Regions from separate parts of the Homo sapiens genome. Here region 2 is linked to region 1. A link is a contact called in ENCODE Hi-C or POLR2A ChIA-PET data. All regions are on one chromosome and are shown on one strand. Each heading gives the region's core, a stretch centred on a gene start or an enhancer-like site at or near the end of the contact. The rest is flanking DNA. Distances are from core to core; before and after follow the strand shown. Region 1 has its middle 11 kb from the start of MIR6719. Region 2 holds the start of SUPT5H (SPT5 homolog, DSIF elongation factor subunit).

Region 1 (2,700 bases), core at 182-2,681:
GAACAGAGCTGTAGAAGTTGAGGGTTGGAAGACTAGAGAGTGGGAAGAGGTGCTATTTTAGATAGAGGGGTTAAAGAAGACCTCTTTGAGAAAAACGTTAATGGACCTCACAGAAAGGGAGGACACCAGCTGGCTGTATGTATATTCTGGGAAGAAGGACATTCCAGGTAGAAAAAACCAGCAAATTCAAAGGCCCCGAGGCATGCTTGGTGTGCTGGAGGAGCAGAAAGGAGTGAACTGGACCTGACTGGACACAGTGGGAGGGAAGGAGACCAAGGCAAGGTCAGGTGGGACCGGGAGGCCATGGGAAGGACTTGAATTTGAAGCTGATGAGATGTGTGGCAGGGAGAGCATGGTGAGCTGAGGCGATGTGATCTACCACGGTAAGAGGGTTCCTCTGGCTCCCATGTGGCTACTAGGGTGGAAGCAGGATGCCAGTGAGGAGGCCACTGTGCAGTCCAGCTGAGATGATAGTGGCTTGGCCAGGGTGCTAACGGGGCGGTGGGGAGATGTGGTCAGATTTTGCATATAATTTGAAGGGAGAATCAGGTATGTAGGGTAAGAAAGAAGAGTCAAGGACCACACTATGGCGTTTAGTCTGCACAGAGGAAGGAGGGAGTGCCATTAACTGTATGGACAAGACTGAGAGAGAGTGTGGGCGTGTTTAGCCTCTGACTGGACCCACTGGCCAAACAGGAGCTTATACAAGACTGGCATTGAAGGGTGAGATCTGGGCTGGGAGTAGTTGGCATATTTATGGTATTAAAGCCCAGGATGGGATCACTAAGGGAGGGTGTATAGATGGAAGTGTGGGCTGAGAATGAGAGCAGGGAGGCCCGTGAGGAGGTTGCTGCAATAATCTAGGTGAGATGACAGTGGCCTGTACCAGGGCAGGGGCAGAATGAGTAGTCATTGGAGTCTGGGTGCATTTTGAAGGCAGAACTCACTGTGATTGGTTGTGGGTAGTGATGGAAAGAACCTGACAAGGGCTTCATGAGAACAGAATAGAAGCAGAAGTGAGACAGTGGTGTGACATTCCTCCTTTCCACTGGGCCCTGTGGTCTCTGCTTCTCTTTGCATTGGCTGCTTCCTGTTCTCAGGCAGCTGGGTTGGTCCTGGGTGGACTCTTGCCCCCACTCTATGTGATCTTCCAGCTCAGTTACCCGCAGCCCCTCAGTCTTCATTCCGAATTTCCCAGATAGGAATGGGATTTCCAGGGTCGGGTATCCAACCCTGCTCAACTCACTGGAGCTGGAGGGTTCCTATAGTGATGACTGTCTGCTCAGAAGGGCTGTGGACTGGGCAGGCCCCCCAAACATTCACAGTCACCATGTGTTTCTGACACTTGGTGTACAGGGCGGACATGTGGGTGGGCAGGTGTGGCAGGGGTTGGAGATGATTTGACCCTCTTTTGGCTGATGGGTGAGACAGACCATTTATATTGCCTCAGATGTGTCCTGGATTGAGCAAACAGGAAAGGGGATACCAGGAAGGTGGATCTGGCAGGCCTTGGGCTGTGAAGCGTTAAGGGTCAGTTGGGAGGATTCAGGCGCAGCTTCTGCCTGTTCATGGGTATTCCCAGAGGAGTCAGGGAGACACGCATTACTCTCAACTCAAGAGAGACACAGCAATGGCTGAGACACAGCAATGGCTGAGACAGCCTCCACCTTGCCCTCGCAAAGCTCACAGTCCAGTGGGGAAGACAACCCCAACGGCAGACAGTGACCAGGGCTGGGATGGGGAGGCAGAGGGGTTGGGGCCAGGATAGGGGAGCCACAGGGGGACTGTGGGAGCCAGAGGCAGCTCCTGACCCAGTCTGTGGTGTCAGGTGGGACTTCCTGGCGTGGGGAGCATGTAAGATGAGATCTGAAGGATGAGTCAAACAAAGCGTGCTTTGGAACTCCGCGGGGGACCACCTCGAGCCATATTGCAGAGGAGACTTAAAGTTTTGTGAACGTTTTAAAATTTAATAATTTTAGATTTACAGACAAGTTGCAAAGATGATACAGGGACTTCCCTATACCTACACCCAACTTCCACCTAGTGTTAGCATCTTACATAATTATTGTATATTTGTCAAAACTGAGAAATTAACATGGATTAATATTCTGTTAAACTCCAGACTTGAATCCTATTTCTCCTGTTTTTCCATTAATGTCCTTTTTCTGTTCCAGGATCCAATCCAGGATACCATGTTGCATTTGTTGGTCATTTCTCGTTGGCCTCCTCCAATCTGTGACAATTTCTCAGTCCTTCCTTGTTTTTCATGACCTTGACAGTTCTGAGGAGTACTGGTGAGATGTTTTTGTAGAATGGCCCTCAGTCTGAGGTTGTCTGACATTTTGCTCGTGGTTAGACTGGGATTTTAGGCTTTGGGAAGAATGCTCACTGAGGTGAGGTTAACCTGATCACTTCATGAAAGTGGTGTCTGCAGATTTCCCAACGATAATACCACTATTTTCCCTTTACTCATTTGTTAGAAGCAAGTCACTAAATCCAGCCCACACTCAGAGGAGAGCTAAGCCTGATTCCTGGAGGGAAATAGGGAGATACTTGGAGGCTGCACAAATATCCCATTTCTCCTTCAAGTTTACCCACACATTTTAGCATTCATCAGTGGACCCGGTCTGTAGCAGTTATTACCGTGATATTATAATGATGACTTTCTGTTTCCCTCATTTCTTTACATTTACTATTTAG
Region 2 (2,765 bases), core at 54-2,553, 370 kb after region 1:
GGTGGGCGCCACCATGCCAAGCTAATTTTTTTGTATTTTTAGTAGAAATGGTGTTTCACCATGTTGACCAGGCTGGTCTTGAACTCCTGACCTCAGGTGATCCACTGTCTTGGCCTCCCACAGTGCTGAGATTACAGGTGTGAGCCACCAAGCCCGGCCTCAGCCAATGGTTTTTATATTTTTGTAGAGACAGGGTCCCGTTGTGTTACCGAGATTGCTCTCAAACTTCTGGGCTCAAGTGATCCTCCCAGCTTGGCCTCTCAAATCCTCGTTAATCCCTGAACACGGCGGACACACTCCCATCTCTGCACCTGCTGGTCCCCCTCACTGGAACACTACACTTCCAGCTAACCACGACTCACTCCCTCACCTCCAACAAGTTTTTGCTCAAATGTCACCCCTCAGACTCATGCTGATGACCCTATTTCAAGAGCAACCAGGACTCTCCATTCCCCTTTTCTGTTCTTTTCTCCAGAGTACCTTCCAGCTTACTATATAGTTTATTCCTTGGCTATATTTATTTACATTCCCGAAGGCAGACATTTTTAAAATCTTTTTGTTTACTGGTGTACCCTAAGAGCAAAGAATTGCGCCTGGTACATAGTAGGCACTACAAATATAGTTATGGAATGACTAGACATAACTAAAAAAAAAAACTAATGCTAAGTGCTTACTATATGCACACAGAGTAAACTTTCAAAACATCACCTGTTATCTCACTGGACCTGACCCATTTCTGGCCTCCAGAACCTGTCCCTTTGCTTGACTTCGACTTGCCTAATTCTCTATCTCTTGAGACAATCTGGGAGTTCCCAGAAGCCAGAGCCCGCTGTGAACCCCTCGAGCCTCCCACAGGGGCCTTTCTGCCCGGAGTCCTGTCCCCAGACGCAATGTCTCCCCCAGCGCCCCAGCCACAGACCTCGGCCTCCTCGCCGTCACTGCTGCGCTCGCTGTCCTCCTCCTCGGAAAAGTTGCTGTCCTCGCTGTCCGACATCTTCCGCTGCTGCTGGGAAAGACAGCAGCCTTGGCGCGTCCCACAATCCTGCGCTCCACCCCGAGCCTCAGTTTCCCCGCTGGTTCCCTGGGAGAAGAAAACCCCTTAGGGCGCTTCCGGCAGGCTCGTTTTGGCAATCGCGAAGCGGAGTGAGGACCCCCTCCTACGCCACATGCTAGACCTCCCCAGTTTCCGAATCTGTTCTCTACACCTCCCCGGCGCCCGGAACTGCCACCTCTGCACACGCACTTACCTCTCGGGCTCCACCTCCGCCTTCGGTACCAGCTGCTGTTCGCACGACGCCTGACTGGGGCTGACGGGTCCTCTCGCGAGAACCTACCCGTTGACCTCGCCTAACACGAGATTTCCGGGGCTGGCACGGGCGACGCACTTCCAGGTCGCCATCTTGAGAGAGGCAGGGCTGGCCTGGGCGGAGTGCGGGGCCGACATCTGCGGAGGGTTAGGAGGGGAAAGGTTTTTTCTACCCGCCGGCTCGGCGACCAGGCTGAAACTCATGTTTGAATTTAGTGAGCCGTTTGTTCGTTAGTCCGGAACACTAGCGCGGTAGGCCAAGCTGCGAGGAGGCGGCGAAATCAGCGAATAGCAAATTATAAAAGAAACAAGGCTTTATCTCCTAGGCCCTCTAAAGCATCCCCAGGAGATCCGTATCCCCGTTTTGGAGAGAACGCTGAAGCTCAGAAAAACTCAGTGGAAAGCGGCAGACCCAAGCCTCCTCGCCAAGTCTGAGTGACCGTGAAGCCCTGGTTTTTCCTTCTTTTTCTTTCTTTTTGTACTTTTTTTTTTTTTTTGGTAGAGTCGGGCTGTTGCCCGGCCTGGTCTCAAACTCCTCTAACTCAAACTAAAAAGCCATCCTCCGGCCTCGTCCTGCCAAAGTGCTGAGATCACAGGCATAACCTGCCGCGCCCGGCCCAAGTCCCTATTTTTCTTTCCAGGCTTCCTAAGTTCATTTAAAGGCGAATTTATCTATTAGTAATGACGGCTGACGAGTGATGGCAGAGTGGACAGGTGTAATGGAGAGATGAAAAATGAACCTTCGCCTGTAATCCCAGCGCTTTGGGAGGCTGAGGCGGGAGGATCACCTGAGGCCAGGTATTTGAGACTAGCATGGGCAACAAATTGAGACCCCATGTATCCAATTTTTGTGTTTTTTTTAATGTGGTGTGGTGGCGTGTGCCTGTGGTCCCTGCTACTCCAAAGGCTAAGGTGGGAGGATCACTTGAACCCATGTTGAGGCTTCAGTGAGCTATGATTGCACCACTGCACTCCAGACTGGGTAATAGAGACCCTGTCTCTAAAAAAAAAAAAAAAAAAAAATTAAAACTTAAATTTTTAAAAATTGAAAAATTAACCTGATAGGGGAAATTTTAAAAATCAGAAGTCTATGTCAGTCGCGGTGGCTCATGCCTGTAATCCCAACACATTGGGAGGCCGGGGCGGGCAGATTGCCTGAGGTCAGGAGTTCGAAACCAGTCTGGCCAACATGGTGAAACCCCGTCTCTACTAAAAATACAAAAAAATTAGCCGGGCGTGGTGGCATGTGCCTGTGATTCTAGCTACTCGGGAGGCTGAGGCAGGAGAATGGCGTGAACCCAGGAGGCGGAGCTTGCAGTGAGCCGAGATCGCGCCACTGCACTCCAGCCTGGGCGAGAGTGAGACTCAGTCTCAAAAAAAAAAAAAAAAAAAAGAAGCCTCAGGACACATTGGTAAAATTTCTCACATAAGTATGACACACCTGGGCCGGGCGCGGTGG

What was found. Hi-C counts contacts between places; a loop is a spot of excess contacts on that map. ChIA-PET counts read pairs that join two places held with the same protein, here RNA polymerase II (POLR2A). Pooled maps may share reads with other maps.
Region 2: a pooled map shows a loop between it and region 1 (2.9-fold over the local background). The contact joins the promoter of SUPT5H here to the enhancer-like site in region 1. A Hi-C loop is called at or near these places in 12 of 50 pooled maps. POLR2A ChIA-PET finds 5 or more read pairs at or near these places in 5 of 52 experiments (GM10248, PC-9, Panc1 and 2 more).

What each region holds. Positions count from the first base shown.
Region 1 is chr19:39,817,187-39,819,886 of GRCh38, reverse strand. No RefSeq gene overlaps it. Among named protein-coding and RNA genes, the nearest start is that of MIR6719, 11 kb to the left of the region's middle. Within about 2 kb of position 1,431, at least 3 of the 41 ENCODE cell types and tissues checked have a DNase peak (open chromatin) inside an H3K27ac peak, as active enhancers do.
Region 2 is chr19:39,444,120-39,446,884 of GRCh38, reverse strand. SUPT5H (SPT5 homolog, DSIF elongation factor subunit) reads right to left here and starts at 1,303. Exons shown (of 30, transcript NM_001111020.3): 1 at 1,248-1,303; 2 at 920-1,081. The coding sequence starts at 994. RefSeq lists enhancers at 874-1,093, 466-1,262, 1,234-1,503, 1,263-2,060.